Linked DNA regions of Homo sapiens: region 2 is linked to region 1. The links are chromatin contacts, found by Hi-C in ENCODE. All regions are on one chromosome and are shown on one strand. The core of a region is the stretch at or near the end of the contact, and the rest is flanking DNA. Distances in the headings are between cores, read along the strand shown.

The links. Hi-C counts contacts between places; a loop is a spot of excess contacts on that map.
Region 2: a loop to region 1 is called in a map of PC-3, with 8 times the contacts of the local background. The contact joins the enhancer-like site here to the promoter of SH3TC2 in region 1. A Hi-C loop is called at or near these places in 1 of 168 maps with a recorded cell type or tissue (PC-3).

Annotation. Positions count from the first base shown.
Region 1 is chr5:149,060,439-149,064,938 of GRCh38, reverse strand. SH3TC2 (SH3 domain and tetratricopeptide repeats 2) reads left to right here and starts at 1,877. Exons shown (of 17, transcript NM_024577.4): 1 at 1,877-1,968. The coding sequence starts at 1,917. MIR584 (microRNA 584) reads left to right here and starts at 2,530; the gene lies at 2,530-2,626. SH3TC2-DT (SH3TC2 divergent transcript) reads right to left here and starts at 1,622. Exons shown (of 3, transcript NR_122044.1): 1 at 1,265-1,622; 2 at 581-689. RefSeq lists a silencer at 1,619-1,913.
Region 2 is chr5:148,937,276-148,941,775 of GRCh38, reverse strand. No RefSeq gene overlaps it. Among named protein-coding and RNA genes, the nearest start is that of ADRB2, 110 kb to the right of the region's middle. Within about 2 kb of position 1,900, at least 3 of the 41 ENCODE cell types and tissues checked have a DNase peak (open chromatin) inside an H3K27ac peak, as active enhancers do; they include PC-3, where a contact is called at or near this core.

The DNA of each region.
Region 1 (4,500 bases), core at 628-3,127:
CTACTCCCTGCCCCAGCTCTCATCTCCTGGGCTTTGTGTAAATGGTTAGCTGGCTCCAGAGGTTTCAGTCCTTCCTAGGCCTTTCTCATTGTGTGTCCTAGTAGTCATGGGAGAACCCACAATGTATCCCATGTATCAGAAACGTGATTCTTCTGGGCTGTGGAATCAACTAGACCTTGCTCAGTCTTGACTCTGACATTCATAAATGGTGGGAGAAGGGAGGGAGTTGGACAAGTTATACACTCCTCTTTATCCGTTTCCTCACTTACAAAGTAGAAATGATGCCTACATTATGGGGCTGTTATGGGATTTGAATAGAATAATGTACAGTGAGAGCCTGGCCCACAGTAAACATTCAGTAACTGTGTCTCAGGATGAGTCAGGATGGAGACGGGAGCAGTGCTTCAGAGACAGGCTCAAGACCCTGTCCTCTGGGGCTAGGCTGGTGTGTGAGGTGGATACTCCTGATCTCTGGTGGGACTGACCCCTAGGCCATTCTTCACCTGGTCACCCAAGTGCTCCTCTCAGAATATAAACTTGATCAGGCCACTGCCGTCCTAAAAATGCTGGTGATACTGACCTCAAGTTCAGCCTCCAAATAGCCTGCAACATAGGCCTGGCAGGACCTTCTCTTGGCTCACACCTCCTGTTCTTTGGGCCTCTCACCAGGGTCCTTTCACCACTTTGCTCTAGTCATGAAGGAAACATTGGGTGAGCAGTGCTCTTTGAGCTTGGTTGTTAGAGCAGTCATGCTTCCGTCCTACCTTGCTGGCATTCAGCCATATTTTCTCCATCTCCTTTGCAAGATCTCATGGGAGGTTTTCTGAAATTTAGCCACAGTGTCAACTGGATTCCCCTGCTCCACTGCCTATCTGAAACAGGAAAGAGGTTAGTCTTGTGGGACCAGTTTTGCTTGCATACCTGTAGACTTGCTGTATTTTTTCTTTTAGTTTTATTTTTAATTGACACATAATAATTCTACACATTTATGGGCTAGAATGTGATGTTTCAATATATCTATGTATTGTGTAATGAACAAATCAAGGTAATTATCATATCCATCATCTCAAACATCATTGTTTTTTTGTGGTGAGAACATTCAAAATCCTCTCTTCTATGTTGAAATATACAATACGTTATTAACTGTAGTCCCCCTACTGTGCAATAGAACACTAGAACTTACTCCTCCTATGTAACTCTAACCTTTTACCTATTGACCAACCTCTCCCCATCCTTTGATGTATTTGGTTCTCCATCCCCTCACCTGTAAAATGCTGGGCTTCATCAGGTGATCTCCTGGATTCTTTTCCTGCACACCAGCAGCTGGGGGTTTGCATGTTCCCCAGTGAGGAGCTGGCTCATTGATGCTGCTAGGTCCAAGTGAAATGCTGCACCCACAGCTCCAACTTTATCAGAGAGCCAAGGGAGGCCTTTGCAGAGAGAGACTGGGTGGAGATCACTGTAAAGGGGTGGCAGGCCAGTCAGTGTGGGCCAAGTCAGTCGGGGAGGGAGCAAGAAGAGCAGTCTTGATCTCTGGGATGTTCTCTGCCCTCCTCCCCAGCCCTGGCTGCCCTCACAAGAACCAAACTGTGTATCTCAATCCTAGAATGCGAGGAATGTGCTGCAGGCTGATAGGCATGAAGCGATCTGCTGAGAGGCAGGGAGGAGCCCTGTTCCCCAGGCCTGACAGTGCAGGAGCTGTGGGCCTGCAGGCTGGGCTGGGCTGCCCCTCCCACCCTCCCTGGGCCTCCTGCTGTAGCCGGGATATCAAAGGCTGCATTGTGCATTGAGCAGGCCTCGGTCCCTCGTGTGCCAGGGAGGAGGCGGGAGGAGGGACACCGTTGGGAGGCTGTCCCTTGCAGCACTCTTCTGGCCTGTGTTCCCAAGGGCCTCGGCCAGGGTAGGATGGTACACACATGGGTGGCTGCTTCTGCATCCCCAGGGAGCGGAGTCTGACCCGGGGCCCAGGTGAGTTTCCCAGGGGGCCCTTGGCCTGTGGCTTGGCCAAAGTGGATGGTCCAGTAGAGGCTCAGGGACCTGCTGGGTTGGAGAAACTTTTCTCCCAAAGATGGGGAGATGATTGTGCTTTCTGGCTGCCTCTCCTTCCTCCCTGGGTAAGTGTTTGTCATGCTGGCTCTGTAAAAAGGGAGCAAAGCCTGGAAGCATCTATTTTTTCCTGAAGAAAGAGCCTTTGAGTTTACTCTGTCAGGAGCTGAGCAGCACTGCTCCTGGCTGCCACTCCCAGGGTGTGACTAAGCCCTTCCTTCCTTTCTTCCCGAGATCCCCCCAGGACAGGAAGAAAGTTCAGGCAGTGAGTTCCTCTGTGGCCTATGGGTGGCCATAAACTTGGCCTTAGTCATTCAAGCCTATTTTTGTCAGGGTTGCTGTTACTGGAGAAAAACAGGCAGTTTCCTGCCTCCACCTATTACAGAGTGATTTGTGTGTGAGTGCATGTGTGAGTGTGTGCATCAAGTTGAGGCAATGGAGAGTTGTTGCTCTAAGAAATTGTCAACTCATGGGAGAGTGACTTAGGGTGACCAGCCATTATGGTTTGCCTGGGACTGAGGAATTTGCTGGGATATGTCAGTTCCAGGCCAACCAGGCTGGTTGGTCTCCCTGAAGCAACCTTCTTGCTTTTTTTCAGAGGAGAATCAAGGTAGGGCCCTGTGTTCTCTTGTGTGGTGTTTATCAGGATGAGTGGTGGCTTTGGGGAAATGTGGGGTTAGATTGGTGGGGGGAGGCTTGCTTGGGAGATAGGGGAACATTGCTCCAAGGAATCATTCCTAACCCTTGTTAGAACTCTGTGTCTTCCTGGAGCTCCACCATGGTTCCTGAGAGAAGGAGCTAAGGAGCATCCCCTAGCTGAGGGCTTTCTACTCTCTGACAGACAACTTTCTTCTTTAGTCTTATGACTTGGGCTTGTAGAAGGCACTTGAGGTCATTAAAGTGAACCCAAAACAACCATATTCTGCTTCCTCTGCTTGAAGTCTTGATCTAGGCACCTTGGCACCTACAGCAGGGAGTGTCCCCCCAAATGATGCCCTTGGCACAAAAGGCACGACTTTAGCTATGAACAATTTCGCTTCTCCAGATTTCTCAGATGTAAACACTTTTCAGTCCCTCCCCCTAAGTCCTATTGTCATTGTGCCCCATGAGAGTAGAAACAGCATGGAGGGAGACGTGCAGGACCACTGGTCGGAGATCGGGGTTCTAGATCTGACTTCCTCTAGCTCTAGTTATGCAGTTGTCATCTTGGCTACTCACTTGGTCTTTGAGGCCAAAGTGTCTGGATTTTATCTTGGTTCTTTTACTTGCCTCGACAACTTATTTAACTTCTCTGTGTTTCAGTTTCCTTATCTGTAGCTTTTATGACATGATTATGTCTTCTTCATAGAGCTGTGGTGGAGATTAAGTCTACATGTGAAATGGTGAAACAGTCTGGTGCACAGTTAGTTGAGCACAATAAAATTCACCATTGTTAATTCCATTTTGATGACCCCAGTATAACTCGCGCTCTCCCTGGGCCTCCATTTAATCATATATACAATTTTAGGGTTGTAAACTGCTGTGTAGAGGTGCCTCAGAGAGCTCTGCTCATGTTCCCTCATTCCTACCTAGAGCGGCTCTGCTTCTAGTTGACATCGTCCTTCAGCCAAAGATTTCCTGTAGAACAGAGTTACGCAGCTGAAAACAAACAAACAAACAAACAAAATATTGAAAAAGGTCAAAATCATAATAACACTATCATTCAATTACTTTATTCTTTCACCTTCTTTTTGCCATTGATTACTGGCTGGCACCCCGCATTCACCTTTTCACCAAGAGTTAGCCTGCTATGTATCTCCCTCGAGACTTTTCATGCCATTCCCCCATATTATTCCCTGTATGTGTCAGGGCCTTTCCCTAGCGAGGTTGATATTGGTGTTGTAGGTCCAAGTCCAGTCGATCTGGATATTCCCATTCCAGATTCCCCTATTTATCCTAGAGAAAAGGAACAAAGTATGAGACCCATCCTGGAGCAACTTAATAGTTGTGTGACCTTGGGCAAGTCCCTCATGTTTTTTGAACCTCAGTTTTCCTGGCTGTAAACTGTATCTAATGGTGGTACTTATCCCATGGAACTTTTGTGAGGATTAAATTTAATAATTCCTCTCATGGACTTAGCACAAGGTCTGGCTTTTGATAACCCTTCAGTAACTACAGGCTGTTTTATCGTTAGTTAATATGGGCCACTCCTACATCACTTCCTCCTAATTCCTTACTGGTCTGGAGAAGTCTGTACTTATGTTTCCTGGGGTGCTTCTGCCTTGTGTCTGTTTAAGTGAGAGTTAACAGCAGACACCAAAACAGTGAGTCCTCAGGGCTAATGGACACAGGAAAGGAGAAGGCTCTTGATAGCACTGAGCACTGGACAGCTGCCAGACTAGTTTGTGTGGAGTGACACAATAATGAACGTTGACTCTGACTACTCCAGGCACCTGCATTCTTACATGTGGACTC
Region 2 (4,500 bases), core at 651-3,150, 120 kb after region 1:
GATAGCTTTATGAATACCTCTTGGTACAATTGTTTGTGTTTTTCTAGCACAGGCAATGCCAGGAGTGGGGTTACTCAATCATAGGATCATATACCTTTTAATTTAGTACATGCTGCCAAATTGCTCTTCAAAGTGGTTGTACAAATGTACATTCCCACTAGCATTGTATGGGTGTACCCATTTTCCAACGTTTGCCAGCACTCAATATTAACAAATGTGTTCATTTTTCCTAATATGATTAGTATCTACACTTATTTCACCCTCCACACAGCCAATCGTCCAGGCAGGTCAAGGCCCTGGGGGTGCTTGCATTACTCTATTCCAGTCCTAGGAAAGAGTCAAGACAGGGCTTTAGAGCTTCTTTTCAAAAACCCAACTCTAGGGGCTCTGGAGCTTTCACCAGTTCCTTTTGTTTCAGCCTATTTTTGTCCCCAAAGGATTTATGAATTAGATCTCTGTTTATTTTCATGATGTCCCAGGGCCTTGGAGGAGGTGAGGACTAGGTGTCCTTGGCACACCTCAGGACTTAGGCAGGTTCTCTGAAGTCCTCATTGTGATGTGGCATCTCACCTCTCTGGGAGCTGGCCACAGTAGTTTTTCAGTGGCCACCAGAGAGTGGCCAGTATAAGGAGGAGAGGGTGGAGGCAGGTATAAGGAGTGGAGGAGGGTGGTCAGTGTATTGAGGAATTACTAGTCAAAAGATGTGGGCTCTGCTCTAGTTTCTGCCATTAAGTAATCCTTGAGAACCTCTTGCTTTGGGTTGCATGTGCCCTTTAGGGGCATAGAGGAGACCTCCTACTATCCAGGGAACTCCTACTGCCAAAGTTGGAAGAACCCTCTGGAATCATCTCATGCAGACCCTCTCATTTTACCAGAGGGAAACCTAGGCTCAGAGAGGGAAATGGACTTGCCTAAGAGGTCAGCTTGAGCTGGTGGTAGACCTTGAACTAGACTCTCCACGGTAGGTTGAAGAATGCACACATCCCCACCCCACCTACCAACCTAGCCATGTCCTAATCTCAGGAACCTGTAAATAATACCTTATCTGGAAAAATGGTCTTTGCTGATGTGATGAAATTCCCAAGAGTTTGAGAATTAAGAGATTATTTTAGATTATCCAGGCAGGCCTTATATGCTATCCCAGTATCCTTACAAAATAGAGGCAGTTAGAGATTACTGAAGCAGACAGTTGAGTGAAGCAGCCACAAGTCAAGGAATGCTCACAGCCACCAGAAGCTGGAAGAGGCAAAGAAGAGTTTCTCCCCTTGAGCTGGTCCACCTTTGGGCCCAGGGATAGTGATTTCAGATTTCTAAGACAGTGAGAGAATAAGCTACCAAGTTTGTGGGAATATGTTACAGCAGCCACAGGAAACGAATTCATTCTCCATCTCCTGGTTTCTCCTTCACTATACTAGCTGTTTCTTTATGTTTTCTTTAATTACCCACTTCCACAGTTCTCTGCACAAATGAGATCAGAGGGGGCTTTATATTTGCCTTTGAGTTTCCTGACCTCAGGATCCCTTCCCTGACCATTCCTTTCAGCAACCCCCTGCATGTCATGTTAGGGGCCTGGGTTTCTGCAGTAATACCATGAGCTGAATTGGGGATGTATGGCTGCTGAAAGACTGAAGGTTGTCGGGTGTTGGGAAAATAAGTGCCCATGATCAGGGCTTGTGGGAGACCTGGGTTCTTGTCTGAGTTCTGCCTCTAATTTGCTGTGTAACCATGGACAAGGACATTCACAGTTCTGGACCACAGCTTTCCACAAACACAAGACAAAGAGGTTGATCCAATCAATTTTCCGAAAGGGTAGTTCACATAATACTAGTGGTATCTGAGATGATTTCAGGCAGTAAAATGGTGAGTCATTGAATAGCACTGATTTGCAGAGTCAATATTCCCTTTCCAATTCTGAGTCAGTTCTTCCTCAAGGAAAAAGTCTTAGGTTAATGCTAACATCTCCTTAACCACATTTTAAAATGTGCTGATCTCCCTTTTTATTGAAATTTGAGTAGACTCCAGGCTGAAAGCCTTTAGCAGGTGATAACCATCAAATTTAATAGAACTATTTTTATGATGTTTGCACTTTACAGTTACCTTCTATTTTTGGCAAAGTATACTTGTTTTTCATTTCTAGTAGTGTATCAATCAGGATAAGCTAGGTTATATCCTGGTGACAAAACACTCCAGCTATCTCAATGGCTTAATACAACAAAGTTTTTTTCATGCTCATAGAAAGTCTGTTGTGGGGCCACATGACCCTATAGGCCTTAGAAAACCTAAGCCATTGCTTTCACCAGAATCCCCTGTCCAAACACAGATTGCTGCCCCCTCCCGCCCAGAGTTTCTGACTCAGTAGCTCTTAGGTTGGGCCAGAAAATCTGCATCTGTAACAAGTTCCCAGGTGATGCTGTTGCTGCTGATTTGGGAACCACACTTTGAAAAACTACAGCTCTACAACAACTACTCTCAGCTGGTGACTTAGCAATCCAGGTACAAGGTGAATCCTTGAGCATCTCCACCTGGAACATGCAGCCTCCTTGTCAGAAGCAGCAGCACTGGAAAGATTCCCAGTAGTAATTAATTGCTCTGGCTGGCTGGGAAGTGACACAAGTCTCTTCTTCCCAGCCAGAACCATCATGAGGTGCCACCTAACTCAAGGCAGAGTTCAAGGAGGAGGCGGGAGGTATAGGGAGTTATCATCCTCCCAGGAGCCTCGAGAGACAAGAGGACTGAAGAGGGTGAGCAACTGGGGAGAAATCTCATCTAAAACTAGGCATTTTAATAACAGACAATGATTAAAAATGTCCTTTAAAGAAAAGAGTTCTTAAAGCAAAATGTCACTTAAAGAAGAATTTAAGGTAAAGAATGGTAGAGAGGGTATGTGCTATGGCAAAAATAAAAAAGCGGGTATGAAAATGGGCAGTCGGAAAGGTCTGTCATCCTGTGCTCCTATTGCACTGTCATAGTCAGTGACAGAGACTGTAGAAATTACCCTGCAGAGATCTTCAGGCCACGCACTGCTGCCAGGAATCTCCACCTGAGGTTTCCAGGAGTTACAGCCTGGAGGGATGCTGACCTCATATCTCCTCCCTTTCTGTGCTCAGAACTTTCTATTCTCTCTTCCTCTTCTTATACCCCATCCTCTATTGTCTATCTCAACATGTTGGAAAAAACAAAAAACAAAAACAAAGACAAAGGATGATTGAATACTTTTGTCCCCTAGGTAACAGCCTTTTGTTAGTCACCACCAGCCTTCATACCTGGCTGACTCCTTTTCCCTCAGTCTCCCATGGCTCCTGAAAATATAAAATGAGACTATGCTTTGGACAGAAGAGGCTCAAGTGTTTTGGAATAAAGCCAGAATGTGGATCAGCTGGGGATAGAGTTGGGGGAAAGAGAGAGAAAGAGAGAGAGAGTGAGAGAGAGAGAGAGAGAGAGAGAGAGAGAACCCTGACTCTTGTTCTTGGTGCTCCATGTTTCTTTCCATTTCTCATATTTTAAAATAGGCACTTTGGACAGTGTCTGTCAAGCAGCATGAATAACGCAGCTTCACAACAGTAAATGGTGTTAGGCTCAAAGCCTGCCAGTCTGCGGCGGACTCCAGGCCTGGAGAGGGGTCTGGGGGAGATGACTGGTGCCTGGGGAGCTGAGAGTAGCAGAAGCAGTTTTGTTTGGGAGGAGGTAGGCATGTGTTGAGATTCTGGCTCTATGCCCTGTTATATTCCAGGAACAACTGCTTGTCATTTATATCTGTGCTCTTTCCCATGCTTTAGAAGGAACTGTTTATGAGTAAAGAGTAAAAAACTATTGGTAAAGATGTCATAGGTACAAAAGCCGTAGAAATCAACTTCAAGCCCAATTCCTTCATTTGACAAACAGGTGCATAGTGTATTGGCTTTCTATCACTGTTGTGACATATTACCATAAACTAATGGCTTGAAGCACACAAATTTATTATCTTGCACCTCGGTATGTCAGAAGTCCAATATGCATCGCATTGGACTAAAATCAAGATGCTAGCAGGGCTGCCTTTCTTTCTAGAGGCTGCCTGCATTCCTCGGCTCATGGCCTCTTTTTCCATTTTCAAAGTGAGCAATGCAGAGTGAGTCTGTCTCACATCACATCACTGTGACCTCCTCTTCTGCTGCCCTCTTCTGCTTTTAGGGACCCTTTTGATTCAGGTAGACCTACTTGGATAATCTAGGATACTCTGTCTTAAGGTCAGCTGCCTAACAACAGTAATCCATCTGCAACCTGAATTCTGCTTTGGCATGTGTCATACCATATTCTTAGGTTCCAGAGATTAGGGTGTGGATATCTTTGGAGGCCGTTATTATATCTTCCACACATGGGATCCTGGAGAGTGCCAATGACTCATTTGAGGCAGAGCTAGGAATACACCTAATACTCAGTATTCTTCCCACTCTACAACACTGTTTTTAATATATAAGGCATAGAGCAGAGTGGTTAAAAGTACAGGCCTTGGGGTCAGATAAT